2 separate regions of the Homo sapiens genome follow, and region 1 is linked to region 2. A link is an interaction called in ENCODE POLR2A ChIA-PET data of the cell type or tissue named here. Cell type or tissue: HepG2. All regions are shown on one strand. Each heading gives the region's core, and the rest is flanking DNA. Links, peaks and the distances in the headings are about the cores only. Region 1 overlaps BAAT (bile acid-CoA:amino acid N-acyltransferase). Region 2 overlaps PLPPR1 (phospholipid phosphatase related 1).

What was found. Peaks named below come from ENCODE experiments on the same cell type or tissue, not always from the same donor. Only the 100,000 strongest peaks of a DNase experiment are listed, where the experiment ranks them.
Region 1: POLR2A ChIA-PET joins it to region 2 with 9 read pairs; 4 of 35 experiments call an interaction of 5 or more read pairs at or near these places.

The regions. Positions count from the first base shown.
Region 1 is chr9:101,358,808-101,370,590 of GRCh38, forward strand. It overlaps BAAT (bile acid-CoA:amino acid N-acyltransferase), which reads right to left. Exons shown (of 4, transcript NM_001701.4): 3 at 9,313-9,515; 4 at 1,610-4,208. The coding sequence ends at 3,621. It also overlaps the pseudogene LOC100421197. Among named protein-coding and RNA genes, the nearest start is that of BAAT, 20 kb to the right of the region's middle. In HepG2, for the core only: no CTCF peak of the experiment used is centred there; a DNase peak (open chromatin) is centred at 7,714; H3K4me3 peaks cover 536 bases.
Region 2 is chr9:101,314,690-101,317,189 of GRCh38, forward strand. The region is part of intron 6 of PLPPR1 (phospholipid phosphatase related 1); the gene reads left to right. Among named protein-coding and RNA genes, the nearest start is that of BAAT, 69 kb to the right of the region's middle. In HepG2, for the core only: a CTCF peak has its summit at 1,393 (motif pointing right); DNase peaks (open chromatin) are centred at 642 and 1,142; H3K4me3 peaks cover 398 bases.

The sequences.
Region 1 (11,783 bases), core at 6,334-8,833, 50 kb after region 2:
GCTTCACAATTACGGCGGAAGGCAAGGAGGAGCAAGTCAAGTCATATCTTACGTGGACGGCAGTAGTCAAAACAGCCAAAATTTTTTAAAAAAATATAGCTAGTCAGATGACGTACGCTTTTAGTCAGGAATACCATCAGAGGAGGGGTACTGTGAGTTTACTAGCAGACCAAATGAGAACTGTTACTGCTGTCAACTTCTGTGACAACAAAATGAACAAAAAAGAAAGGTAAACTTTGTGGTGTCAGCACTGTAGTAAGCAGAAAATCTGTAAGGCTCCTAAGAACATCCTGGTTGCTGGCAGCCATTTCTTTAAGACTTTATATAGTGTTAAAAACTAAGAAAGCCCTAACCGAAATAATACTACCCACTTAGATACTGCAGCAGTCAAAATTTTTCAGTCCTTGTGGACTTCTTGTATTCTGGTAACCTTGTACTCACAAGCCAAAATAATGACAGTGGCCTATCTTCAAACAAGTGAAATTTCAAACTTGCTGAAATTTTATTACAGATGCCTAAATTTATTAAAGATTAAATATAAGCATTAAATCAGAAGTTCCATGGGTCTGCAGTTGTGGACTATAATAATAGAAAACCAGGCCGGGCATGGTGGCTCATGCCTGTAATCCCAGCACTTTGGGAGGCCAATGTACATGGATCACTTGAGGCCAGGAGTTCAAGATCTGCCTGGCATACATGGCAAAACCCTGTCTCTACTGAAAATACAGAATTAGCCAAGGATGGTGGCTCACGCCTGTAATCCCAGCTACTCGGGAGGCATGAGAATTGCTTGAACCTGGGAAACAAAAGTTGCAGTGAGCCAAAATTGTGCCACTACCCTCCAGCCTGGGTGACAGAGCAAGACTGTCTAAACAAACAAACAAACAAACAAACAAAACTCAGTTAATAGAGATGGTCTGTCTTCATCATTGGATCAAAAAATTGCCAATTTTTGGGCAACATTAAATCTTACCAATTTGGCAAGTAATATAAAAACTGAAAATGATGGCTGTAATGTCAACAAGGGCCAAACAGAAAACTACCAAGTGAGTGACAATAGTTGGGTCCAGAATGCATCTCCTGAAATGGCTGAAAACAAATCCAAAGGTCAAACAAGTGTTTGCTTGGAATAATATGGGCTCCCAGGGAATTCAAGAAACTGGGAAACACGGAGGAAAAACCAAACTACAAGGAGATTTATTTATAATACATCATCTAATAATGAAACAAATTTGGAAGATTACTCAATGATGCAGCCATCTATTGCCTTTTCAGAGGAAAATACGCTACTCATATTTGAGTAGAAATCTTGGAAGAACCAGATTTGGATGTTGCTCTACTTTCAGGGCCAGATGATGATAAGAATGTATTGGCTGAAGCTGGGTCTAATCAAGATGGAGGTGATGTTAGAACTTCACATGATTTTATAATAAGTATGGTTTGATGCCTGGCACTTCAAGTGACTTCAAGTATGAATTGATACCAGATACTTTGATTTCAAATATGGATTATTGCCAGAATCTTGGCCAAAACAAGAAACTTGGGAAAATGGTGAATCATTCATGTTAGGTTGTTCTTGTGTTGCTATAAAGAAATACCTGAGACTGGGTAATTTATAAAGAAAAGAGATTTAATTGGATCATGGTCCTGCAGGCTTTACAGAAGCATAATGCTTGCATCTACTTGGCTTCTGGGGAGGCCTCAGGAAGTTTACAATCATGGCAGCAGGTGAACAGCGAGGAGGCATCTCACATGGCGAGAGAGGAGGCAAGAAAGAGTGTGAGGATGGGGAGGAGGTGCCACACACTTTTAAACAGTCATATCTCTTGAGAACTCACTCACTATCATACTCTCATGAGGACAGTACCAAGCCATGAGGGTCCACCCCCATGACCCAAACAACTCCCACCAGGCCTCACCTCCAACACTAGGGATTACATTTCAGCATGAAATTTGGGCACAACAAATATCCAAACCATATCATCATCTCTAATCATGAATAAGTTAAAATGCCATCATTGTAGCTATGCAGCCAAATGCAAACAAACACTAAAAAAGCACTTGCTTATTCATACAGGAGTGAGATCATTTAGCTGTGACTTTTTACACTTGGAGAAAACATGTAAGAAAACATTTCTTGGTGCACAAGAAGGATAAAAATGCAAATGTATGGTATGTAAGATCATGTTAGCAGCCAGTGTTGGAGTAAGACATGGATCTTGACCCTATGGTTTTTGTGTAGACTGTTCCAATAAATCACAACCAGGAAGGCCAGCAAGTGTAGATGAGAGACAGGATACAGAATCCCTCATGATAAAGACTATGAGGAGAATGAAGTAGGAGAAGCTGATGAAAAGTGGGTGGATGATGGAGATCAGAATGATCCATCTCAATGAGATGAATTAGCAGATGTTTGTATGTCTCTAGATATTTAACTGACCCACTATATTCCTCAAGGATACTGCATTTGGACATAATACAAATTGGCAGTTTGGAATGTTGAACTTAAAGTCTTGCAAAATGTGGTACATGCTAGATGGTAGTTATGTTGCTATGAGGACTATATGATCAAAGCCTTATAGCAAAAAAAATTTTTTAATATTTGCAAAGGACTGTACAGCAAACAACCATGTGGTTGAATTACATGCAGTCCTCATATATTCAGTTGGTTAGCAAACTAAAGTATTTTTTATTTATGGGATGTACAGTAACTATTGGGTCTTACGGAAATATAGTACCTGTCCTTATAGAGCTCACATTCATGTGCTACTCTAACATGACTGAAGAAATTCATTATGGAAGTACAGTGATAGTTGACCCAATCACTCAGTTTATCAAACTCCCCAGGCTAGCCTGTACTAGTAGAGTTGTGTTTCTATTTTTATTTTTTACTTTTATTAATTTTATTTTTAATACAGATTTTCAGTAAGGGGCATTTTCAACCTAATTGGTTCTATTTTCTTGTATTTTCCATTTTAATTTGCTTCATAACTTAAACCAAGGCTCTTCCAGTCTTAGTTATTATGTCTCAGTTATGTGCCAATGGGCATGTTTTTAAGAACTGAAGAGGTAATTTATTGCAATGAACTAACTGACCTCCTCCATTCCTTCTTTCCTTTTTGACATGAATTTTACTACCCCACAAATGAAAAATGATGTTGCAAAGTTACTGTGGTGAAGTTGAAAAATATCACTAAAATGATTATAATTTAGTATTAATTTTCTCCTGCTGCTCTAATCTGATAAATTCTTACTATATAGTGTTTTCTGACATGGTATTTGGTTTTATATCTGTTACTTTGGTGCTATTCTTGTTTGCCTTTTCTTATTTTTGCCAGTGTACTATACCTCAGTCCTATTTAGAAGACCTGATGGAAAGAAAAGTCATGTAAATAATAAGTAAAATGATTTGTTTTATGATTTATTCACCATGTCCAGTTTGGTTAGCTTGTTATGCAGTATAAGTGAAATATCAGGTTTTTACCCTATGCTCTTTTTAATCATTAAAATTAATACAAAATGTGTGTGTGGCAGCTGGGGGAGACATTCCGCCATGAAAATTGAGAGAAGGTCCCGGTAAAGAGATTTGCTTCTTTATTTTCTAGGAATATCTAGTCTTCTTAGAGTTGACTGGTCACATCTGGAATGAGGTGCTTCCTGAGAAATCTCTGGATCTCCTTCCAAGCATGTTCCTGTGCAGCTGCGTGTGGGATCACCTCTCCTCCCCAGTGTAACCTCAAATCGTGGGTCGTTGAGGCACAGCACAGAGGAGAATAGGGAGGTTCTATCAGGTGGCCTGCCCCAGGGTAAGATAGCAGGGTCCAGTTGTTCTTCCCATGTCTCTTCAGCTGTCCTATGGCTTGTTCAGCGTGTGCTTTGCTGTTGATAGTCTTATCACCTTCTCCTACAATGAAGAGGAATTGCCCCTGGGCCTCTTCAATAGGAAACAAATATTGACTGGCCCCAACTTGAGTTGTCTCAAAAGTGCGATAGAGCTCTAGTAACCCCAAGGCATTGGTGGATATTAATTGTGCAGAATGGGGAAGGGGCTGATGGATCTGACCATGATATACCTGTGGAATGCCAAAAGGAAAGTTGGTCCCATTAATAAGTACCGTGGCTGTGACTTGCTTTAGGTAAATAGCCATAGATAGTCCAATCTGTACTCCTTGACATACAGAGACTACCCCAACGCCTGAGCCAAAGACCTGAAAAAAATAATAGAAATGAGAAATTATTCTAGCCTTCATTTAGGAAAACTCCACAATCTCAAACAACCAAAGAACTTCACTGGCTAATGAGAACAAAGCAAGTATTAATCCTACCCACATCCCTAGCTATAGAGTTCTGGAATATATAATATGTATTCAAAAGAAATACTCCAAAAATATGTCAAGCTTTACCGACTATATATTACGGATTCAGTATTGTGTTAGGTTCTGAGTTTAAAATGCCCTAAAGAAATGCAAATGTCGCAGGGAAAGTAAGAAATGGCACATGACTATTGTGAATAATGTGGGTCAGGGTATAGATGATTGGTACACTTTCCTCCCTTCAGAGGAAAGGGCACCTTGTAGGAAGAGACTGAGAAAGAAAGTGAGATCAGTAGGATAGAGTTGAACAGAGGATTCTAGATTTGCTTTGTTTTTTCCAAAAGTTTTCTCATTGTGGAGAAAAATGTCATAAAGGAGGCTTGGCTCAGCTTCCTCCCTCATTGTCAGTCATCAAATAAGCATCCTTAAATTATCTATCCTACGGCAAGCACTGGGAGTCACAGAGAGAAAAGGAACAATCTCTTGTCATTAAGGAACTCACTGCCAGATGAAGACACAGGAGGAAAAAAAAAAACACACCAGATGATTGGAGCATCATAAATTCTATGATATGAGAATGTATGTAGGCTAGACTGCCAACCCAGATTAGCAGGGAATAAAGGCAGGATCAAAGAAAGGCTCTCAGAGGAAATGGGCTACAAAACAAATGAGTCTTCGTATTAAAAAATGAAAGCCAAGCCTGGTTAACATAGTGAGACCCTATCTCTACAAAACTAAAAAATTAGTTGAATATGGCGGTGTGTGCCTGTAGGCCCAGCTACTCAGGTTGAGGTGGAAGGATCACTTGAGCCCAGGAGTTCAAGGCTTTAGTGAGCTATGATTGTGCTATTGTACCCCAGCCTGGGCAATAGAGTGAGACCCTGTCTCAAGAAATAAAAATTACAAGAAAGTCAACAAGAAGGAATGGTATTCTATGCTGAGTATAGCAGACTCTGTTAGTTGCCTACACAGGAGCCATTCTCCACAATTTCAAAGCTAATATGACCTTGATTTTGTGTGGCATAGCAATATATCCAGCCCCAAGGGATAAATTCTGATGGATCCTAATCTATTTCCCTTTCTCAGCCTCTCTTCCAAGGCCAACATATTCTACCTAAGGACTTTTTTTGCCCCCCGTGCAAACTGACACAGAATCATGAAGAGAAAGCCTATGTTTATGATCATTCTTTTCAGACTAGGATGCTGGCCTGTTGACTTAATTCCTGAAACTGCCAGAGTCATTTTGTGACCTTCAGAGTAAGGCTAGAAAATTGCAGAAATGTCAATCTAATCTCCTTGATTGAAAACTACACTGAGTTTCTAAGCCAAAGTTTGAACCACCTATCACCAAACCTGTTATGTAAGAGAATAAGATACCTTATGCTGATGTTTAAGCCACCATCAGCCACTTTTCTGAGAAATGTAGCCAAAACATTCCTAATGTATTCACCATAGGAGAAACTCATGCAAAAACTGAGAGGCAATGAAGAGCAAGGCATTTAGAGGAACCACAAGTCATTCTTCATTATTTTAATTTAGAGTATAAGGTGGGAAATAACATAATAAGTCTGAAACAGAAAACACCAACTTTATGGTGCATAGCTTTGAAAGATATATTAAGCATCTTCAGTTTTTTTCCTAACTAAGGAGGAAAATTAGGACAAATTTTAAGGATGGGCATAAGATAAGACTGAATAAGTATGCAGAAGTCAGATCATAGGAAGCTTTGTCTAACATGCTAGGAAGCCTGGCCTTTATCCTATAATAAATAGGGAGACTCTTAAGCAAGCGAGTAAAATAGTTGTGTTTACAACTCTGACTTGCATAAATGGAGGCAGAAAAGCCACAGATTAATGCACTGATAAAAGCAGAAAATTATACTGTCCTGAACTAAGGTAACAGCAGTAAAAATGAAAAGGAAACTACATGTTCATGAGTTATTTTTGAGTATTGAGTGTATTGCTCCCAGTTACCAATTTGGTTGGGAATTCTAAGGAGGAGTTAAAGAAAATTGTTGTGTCACAAAATAAAGCTCCGATTCTCCTTGAGCACTGGCTCCTGGCAAGGACAGAGTCCTAGAGAGAAGCATCACTTTTCTAAAACCTTTGTTGACTTCCTGTATTTATTTTAATTGATCTCCTATATTTTAAAGGCATTTTATAAACCAATGTTTGGGATATTTTCCCTACTACTTAGAAACACATGAATCAATATACAACTCATGCCAAGCTGATGAAAATGTGAGAAATTCTTAGGGTAAGAGGGAAAAAAAAAACTAAACAAATGGAATGAGTCATATATACTCTCTATTTCCTACCCTGTATATTTAACAGGGGTGGCTTGAATCAATTAAAAGTTCCTTTCAAGCTCTGAAATTCTGTATTTTTTTAATTTTAATTTTAATTTATTATTTTTTACTTTATTTTTATTTTTTGAGACTGAGTCTCATTCTGTCACCCAGGCTGGAGTGTGGTGGCTCAATCTCGGCTCACTGCAACCTCCGCCTCTCAGGTTCAAGCAATTCTCTGGCCTCAGCCTCCCGAGCTGGAACTACAGGCGCCCGCCACCACACCTGGCTAATTTTTGTATTTTTAGTAGAGTTGGGTTTTCTCCATGTTGGCCAGGCTGGTCTTGAACCCCTGATCTCAGGTGATCTGCCCACCTCGGCCTCCCAAAGTGCTGGGATTACAGGCATGAGCCACTGTGCCTGGCCTAATTTTTATTTTTAATTGACAAATAATAATTATACATATTTATGGTGCATAATGTGATATTTCAGTGCATATATACATGGTGGAATGAACAAATCAGGCTGATTAACATATCCATTACCTCACAAACTTACCATTTCTTTGGGGTAAGAACATTTAAAATCTAATCTTTTAGCAATTTGGAAATATACAATACATTATTATTAACTATAGTCACCATGCTGTGCAACAGATCACCAGATCTTAGTCTTCTTGTCTAACAGAAACTTTGTACCCTTTGACCTACCTTTCTCCCCCACCCCTCCCAATCCTATATCTTAATATATAAGATAGAGAGCGACAGTTATGTTAAGGAAAGATGGGAACTCAGAGTGGATTTGGCCATGAAAGATAAAGTAAAAGCAAGTATAACACGAAAGAACAAAAAAGCATGACTCATATCTGTGCAGGCTTTTTAATATGTTTCTGTCCCTTGCCAAAACAGTAACTCTTGTTACAACTTCTACCACAAAATTTGGGATCAGGAAATTATGAGTTCTTAGAAGTTACTTAAAATCAACACATAGAGAAATAAGACCTGCAAGAAAGATCTCTGTTCTATCATCCTGCAGAAGAGACAATGTGAAGTAGGTTTAATGGAATTTCTCAGAGTCTGGGGAAAAAAATCTGGTTTCCAGGCCTGGATTAATCATTAACTAGCTATCTATGTGACACTGGCAAGAACAGTGATGAAAAAGTCATGCAGCAAATATAAGGGGAACGAGGCAAAGACCGTGAAAAAAGAGAATCACATAACCTCTCCACTTCTCATCTAAGCCAAGAAGAAGGCTCACAATGATAATATTGACTGACATTTCGAGGGCAGTTCCATTATATGCATCAAAAATAGCCATTTAAAATGTTCACTACATCAGTAGATTGTCAGTAATTGTTGCTTATCTTATTTCTGCAAACCTGATTATATTTTGGTGATCCTTATATAAAAAAACATGTAGTATGGAGATTTAATTTTATTTCAATTCTTATTAAAAAAAAAAATAGAGGCCAAGGCAGGTGGATCACTTGAGGTCAGGAGTTGGAGACCAGCTTTCCCAATATGGCAAAACCCCGTCTCTACTAAAAATACAAAAATTAGCCAGGTATGGTGGCACGCGCCTATAGTCCCAGCTACTCAGGAGGCTAAGGTAGGAAAATTGCTTGAACCTGGGAGGTGGAGGTTGCAGTGAGCTGAGATTGTGCCACTGCCTCTAGCCTAGGTGACAGAGCGAGACTCTGTCAAAAAAAGAAAAAAAAAAAAAAAAAAGGAAAGGAAAGAAAAAATATTGGGCAATTAACAAGGTTTAATAAACTCCAACTCTATCCCATATCATAGTAGCAAAGCACATGTTTTAAAATTTTAAAAGGCATATGGATTGGAAAGCACTAATAGTATTATGTTTAAGGGCTCATGAGTAACTAAAAATTCAGACTCATTCTTCAAAGAAATACAGATTATCTGTCCAGTTAAGTATAGTGATGAGAAAAATGATAGCTAGTTAATAATTAGAGCTATAAGATAAGGCTGAAGCAGTATGTAGAAGTCAGATCACAGAAAGTTTTGTCTAACATTTGTTCATCTTTGAGTGCTTAGTATTGCCAGGTTCTATGATAAGCATTTTGCATGCATTATCCTTTTTTTTTTTTTGCTTTGTCACCCAGGCTGGAGTACAGTGGCAGGAACATGGCTCACCGCAGTCTCAACCTCCCAGGCTCAAGCGATCTTTCCTCCTCAGCCCCTGCTAAGTAAGTGGGACTACAGGTGCCTGCTACCACACCCAGCTATTTTTTTAGTATTTATAGAGAAAGAGTTTGGCTATGTTGCCCAGGCTGGTCTTGAACTGTCGGCCTCTATTAATCCTCCCATCTTGGCCTCCCAGAGTGCTAGAATTACAGGCTTGAGCCATCACACCCAGCCAGTCCCTTTTTAAAAAATAACCATAATATCCTATGACTTCTCTTAACTTCCAAGTACGATTCTCAGTGAACTTGAAATTCTATTCATGCCCATGTTATTTATAATTCACATGATTTATTTCTCATCCAGTGTCTTTTGCTCAGAAAGACAAAATGCATAGGAAGTTAGCCTGTGCACATTGTAGTATCAAAAGGCACTGGCTTCTGGCCAAGTGTCAGATCATGCCACTGCACTCCAGCCTGGGTGACGGAGCAAGACCCTGTCTTTTAACAAAAACAAAAACAGAAACAAAAAAACCCCAGGGACTCAAACCTACTGAAAAGACAAAAATTACCTTTGGATGTCTCAGGAGAAAGTTGGCAGCCTCCTCAAAATATTCCAAATCTGTTACTTCTGGTTTGCGGGGCAGGTCTTCATAGTTATGGTAAGCCAAGGCCAAGGAGGCGAAGCCACGACTGGCTAGGAGGCTGGCCCGAAATTCAAGCAGCCCACCCAAACCACCAAACAAATCAATTACCCCTGGGAAGAGACCCTCTCCTGAAAAATAACAAAACAGAATTGTACATGAAGAGAAGGTGTGGAAAAGATAAGAAAACTTGAAAATACAAAGCAGAAATACAAATGATTAGATAATAAAAGATAAAATAAATAAATAAAAGATAATAAAAACATGAGAACACAAAGCAGAAATGCAAAATTACATTCAAATGTAATTTTGAAATTAACATTTAAATATTCAAATACAATTCCAACACTTTCAGCCTTCTACCTGGGGCAGAATTAAGGTCCATTGAATATATAATGGAACACAATATCTAGACGTTTGACTAGGAACTACATTCAGAGACATATTTACTCTCTGCAGCTGAGGAAATGGGAATTCACAGTAGTTTCTATACTCTTGTTGTAAAGAAAGGCATATAAATTAGGCCAGGGCTTCTTAACCTATAAAGAAGTATACAAATAAGCTTTAGGAAATCTGTGAAGATCCTGAAATTACAATATATGCAAAATATGGTATATATATATTTGTAGGTGAATTTTACTTATGAGAGGTTCCACAGATTTAATTTGGTTCTCAAAGAAATACATGATTCAAAAACATTTTTTAAATGATTGTATTAGCTAAAATCCTGACTTAACACTGCTCTGCTACATTCATTTGACTATACAGTGATGAAACCTTACACCTAAGCTTATGTAAATGATGAGCCCCTTTATTCAATAACGCCATGTTCATTTTTTGCAGGCTGACACGTGGTAAAAAGTAGGGACGGCCAGAGTATCATTCTACAGTCACTCTGTATAGGCAGCTTTTTTCCAAAATAAAGCAGAGCCCACACACTGAAAGAAACTTACGATGCACTTATTAGGGATATTCTATTCTTTTATAAGTGGTTTTAACTAAGACAGAGTGATCCCATCCATATTTGAAAGAAGTGGCTTGATTTAAAGGAGTATTGGGAATTTTTAAAAATTACTATAATTAAGTACAATGAATAAATAATAAATAAAGTGAAGTTGAATATATCTTAGTTTTAAATTATCATTTGCATAAATGAATAAGGATGTTTTTACCATCTGATTGACAAGAATGGGGGAACACTTAAAAGTACTGAGTCTTTTATCTTGGAAGAATGTTACAGTCATGAAATATTTGTGATCTGACTCAACCTCCTTATAACCTCACACAACTCAGCTCTCTTTTGTTCCCCCGATAGAAAACACACTTGAAGCGGGAGACCCAGCACATGCAGTGTTCAAGAGGATTCACAAACAGCACACCCTAAACCAGCACATCATCCCAAGATGGAAGGCCTGTACCAATAAGCAGATTTTTAACTGGGGTGGGATAATAGAGGCACAGCAATTTGTGCCATTTAATTCTTGGTCCCTATACATAATAAAGTGGTCTATATGCTATTTACTGGGTATTTTAAAAACTCAAATTTATCCGAACAAGTACATGGGTTATGGTGAATTTGGAAAGGAAAGCTTTTATTGCTTTTTTTTCTTCTGAGAAATTAACTTTGCTTTATTTGGCCCCACAATAAACTCTGAGAAATGTACCAAAACATGTTTAAACCACTTATTTATTGGTATTTGGAGATTTCTGTGGGAAACTATGAGCGTTCTGATAAGTTTTATAGCCATTAGGAAGCATGCTATATTATTAGATTCATGGAATAGTCTATAAATATGTAATATTTATGAAGCTAGAGGTTACAAAGTTTCTTGCATCCTCTATATTTGCTGCAATCTTTCAGTCCATCTTATCTCCAGCTTGTTGTGGCAACAAGGTAATAACCCATGCCTAAACTGAAACTCAACCTGACAGAGCCTGTACAAGGATCTGGGATATGGTTTCCATCACATCAAGATGAGGGTCTTCATATAGCTATAAGATTAGAGCTATAAGATAAGGCTGAAGAAGTATGCAGAAGTCAGATCATAGAAAGTTTTGTCTAACATTTGTTCATCTTTGAGTGCTTAGTATTGCCAGGTTCTATGATAAGCATTTTGCATGCATTATCCTTTTTTTTTTTTTTTTTTTTTTTGCTTTGTCACCCAGGCTGGAGTGCAGTATCAGGAACATGGCTCACTGCAGCCTCAATCTCCGAGGCTCAAGAGATCTTTCCTCCTCAGCCCCTGCTGAGTAGCTGGGACTACAGGTGCCTGCTACCACACCCAGCTAATTTTTTAGTATTTATAGAGAAAGAGTTTGGCTATGTTGCCCAGGCTGGTCTTGAACTGTTGGCCTCTATTAATCCTCCCATCTTGGCTTCAGTGCAGAAAAATTTAGCA
Region 2 (2,500 bases), core at 1-2,500:
TGCTGTTGAAAAAATGGTGCCAATAGACTTGCTGGACAGTGTTGTCAAAAAGCTTCAATTTAAAAAAAAAAAAAATATCTGCAACATGCAATAAAGTGAAGAGAAATAAAACAAAAATGTGCCAGTATTTTGAATGGATCCAGGCATTCTTCCTATAGTGAAAGATGAAAAACTAAAATGCAAATACTCTGGATGAAGTTGCAGGAAAAGCAGTGCTGAAGTCATCATAAAATCTTGATATCTCATTAGGAACTTTCCTGAGGAACGCCTTTTAAAAACATTTTATGGATACATAGAAGTTACACATGTTTCGGGGGTATGTGTGATATTTTGATACAAGCATACAATGTATAATGATCAAATCTGGGTAACTGGGATATCCATCACCTCAAATACTGTTACTTTGTGTTAAGAACATTCCAAATCTATTCCATTTATTTTGAAATATACAGTAAATTATTGTTAATTATTGTCACTCTACTGTTATAGTGAGCAGGCCTCATTTTTTCCATCTGACTGTATTTTTGTACTGATTAACCAACTCCTCTTCCCCCTATCGCCTACTACCATTCCTGAGGAATTTTTTTAAGAAGGAAAGAAAACAGGTGACTTGAAGGGAAGAGAAGGGTTTCAAAGGGAGATCAATGGTGTATAAATAGACTTTGGCTCAAGAAAAGACAAACAATGTTGCTGACCATCAGTTCTAAAGCCGCCATCCCCAGTTAGAGAGGAAGAGCCATTCTGACTGTTCCAAGCAATTTTGTAGGGTCTTTGTGGGATGATATTGGGGTTTGCTGAAGCCCCATACACAAATCCTGCTTCAACGTTAAACTTGTTTTCTCTCCATAACATGCAGCCCTGTTTCTCATCACTCAGTAACTACTCAGTCTGCTAGTGCTTTCAAGTGACTTCCCAATTGATGTCAAAATTTGTTTGCCTACAAATGGCCTTTACGTAAGACCCAGATCTGTGGTTGAATTGCTCTGGCATAAGAGAGACCACCCTGTTGGCACATGCATGTGAACACACCTCACAGACACACACAAAGCTGGGAAATGGGAGGGGAAGGATGTCCTGGAGGAGCCTGGAGGCATTCCAAAGCAGAGACTTGGAGAGGAGACAGAAAAAGAAGAGCAAACACTGAGAATGGCAGGATATCTACTGTAAATGTTCAATAGTGCTTTATGTTTGTGGTTCCCATGAGGCGGAATGTGGGAGGAAGGGGAAGGAAGTTATTAGCTGAACAAGTACCACATGCTGTATGCTTTATAGACAGCTAATCAAGTGCCCCCAGGGCAACTCTAACAATATTCCTATCCTCATTTTATAGATGAGGAAAATGAGGCTCAAAGATAAGTAACTTGCCCAATAGCCATGCAACCAATAACCAGCAGAGGGACCTGGGTCTCTCCACTCCAAAGTTTCTACAGGTTCCCCTCTTCCCAGTTAAAGCACAGTGTAGGGTCCTCGGGCGCGGTGGCTCACGCCTGTAATTCCAGCACTTTGGGAGGCCGAGGCCAGCAGATCATGATGTCAGGAGATCGAGACCATCCTGGCTAACACGGTGAAACCCCGTCTCTACTAAAAAATACAAAAAAGTAGCCAGGCGTGCTGGTGGGTGCCTGTAGTCCCAGCTACTCGGGAGGCTGAGGCAGGAGAATGGCATGAACCCGGGAGGCAGAGCTTGCAGTGAGCCGAGATCGTACGACTGCACTCCAGCCTGGGTGACAGAGTGAGACTCTGTCTCAAAAAAAAAGAAAAAAGAAAAAAGCTGAGTGTAAGAGTGAGATGGAGATGAGCCAGGTAGAGAGGATGCATGCCAATGTGCTACAGGGTTTGAAGAGTAGCAGGAAAGATTCGAACATGCTGGATGAAGAAACAAAGAAAGTATGGAAAGAGGCAGGGAAAAGGAGGGTTCTTCTTGGGCAAAAAAAAAAAAGCAGGGAAGATGGTAGAAACAGTCAGTTATGAAAAGACCTTGGCAGGAAACAGAAAAGTGGGCAGTAACTTACAGGGAAAGTTTTAAATGGAAGCGATAAAAGAAAACTCAAGAGTTATCTAATCTCAAGCAAATAGTCATAATCTGAAGATGACTATCTAAGGTAAGAGTTAAAGACCAGCTAACATGGACTGAATACTTGCTATGCATTTGGCACTTTTTAAGGGGCAAAATAGTATAGGGATATGATTTAAGGGCTCTGGAGTTTCAATCTCTGTGTGACCTTGGGCAAGTTAGATAACTTCCCTGTGCCCCCCTATCTAGACTGGAGATAATAGTACCTCCCTTATGAAATTGTTGGGTGGGTTAAGTGAAATTGGATAAAATCCTCAGGGTCGTGCCAGACACATAGTGGCCCTCAATAAATTTTAACTATTATTATGAGGTGGTTTGCATTCACCATGTCTTTAATCATTACAAATCTGTGAAGTGGGTATTACTATTCTTATTTTACAGGTGAGAAAACAGACCCAATGGGGTGGAGAGCGATTATTACTGGTC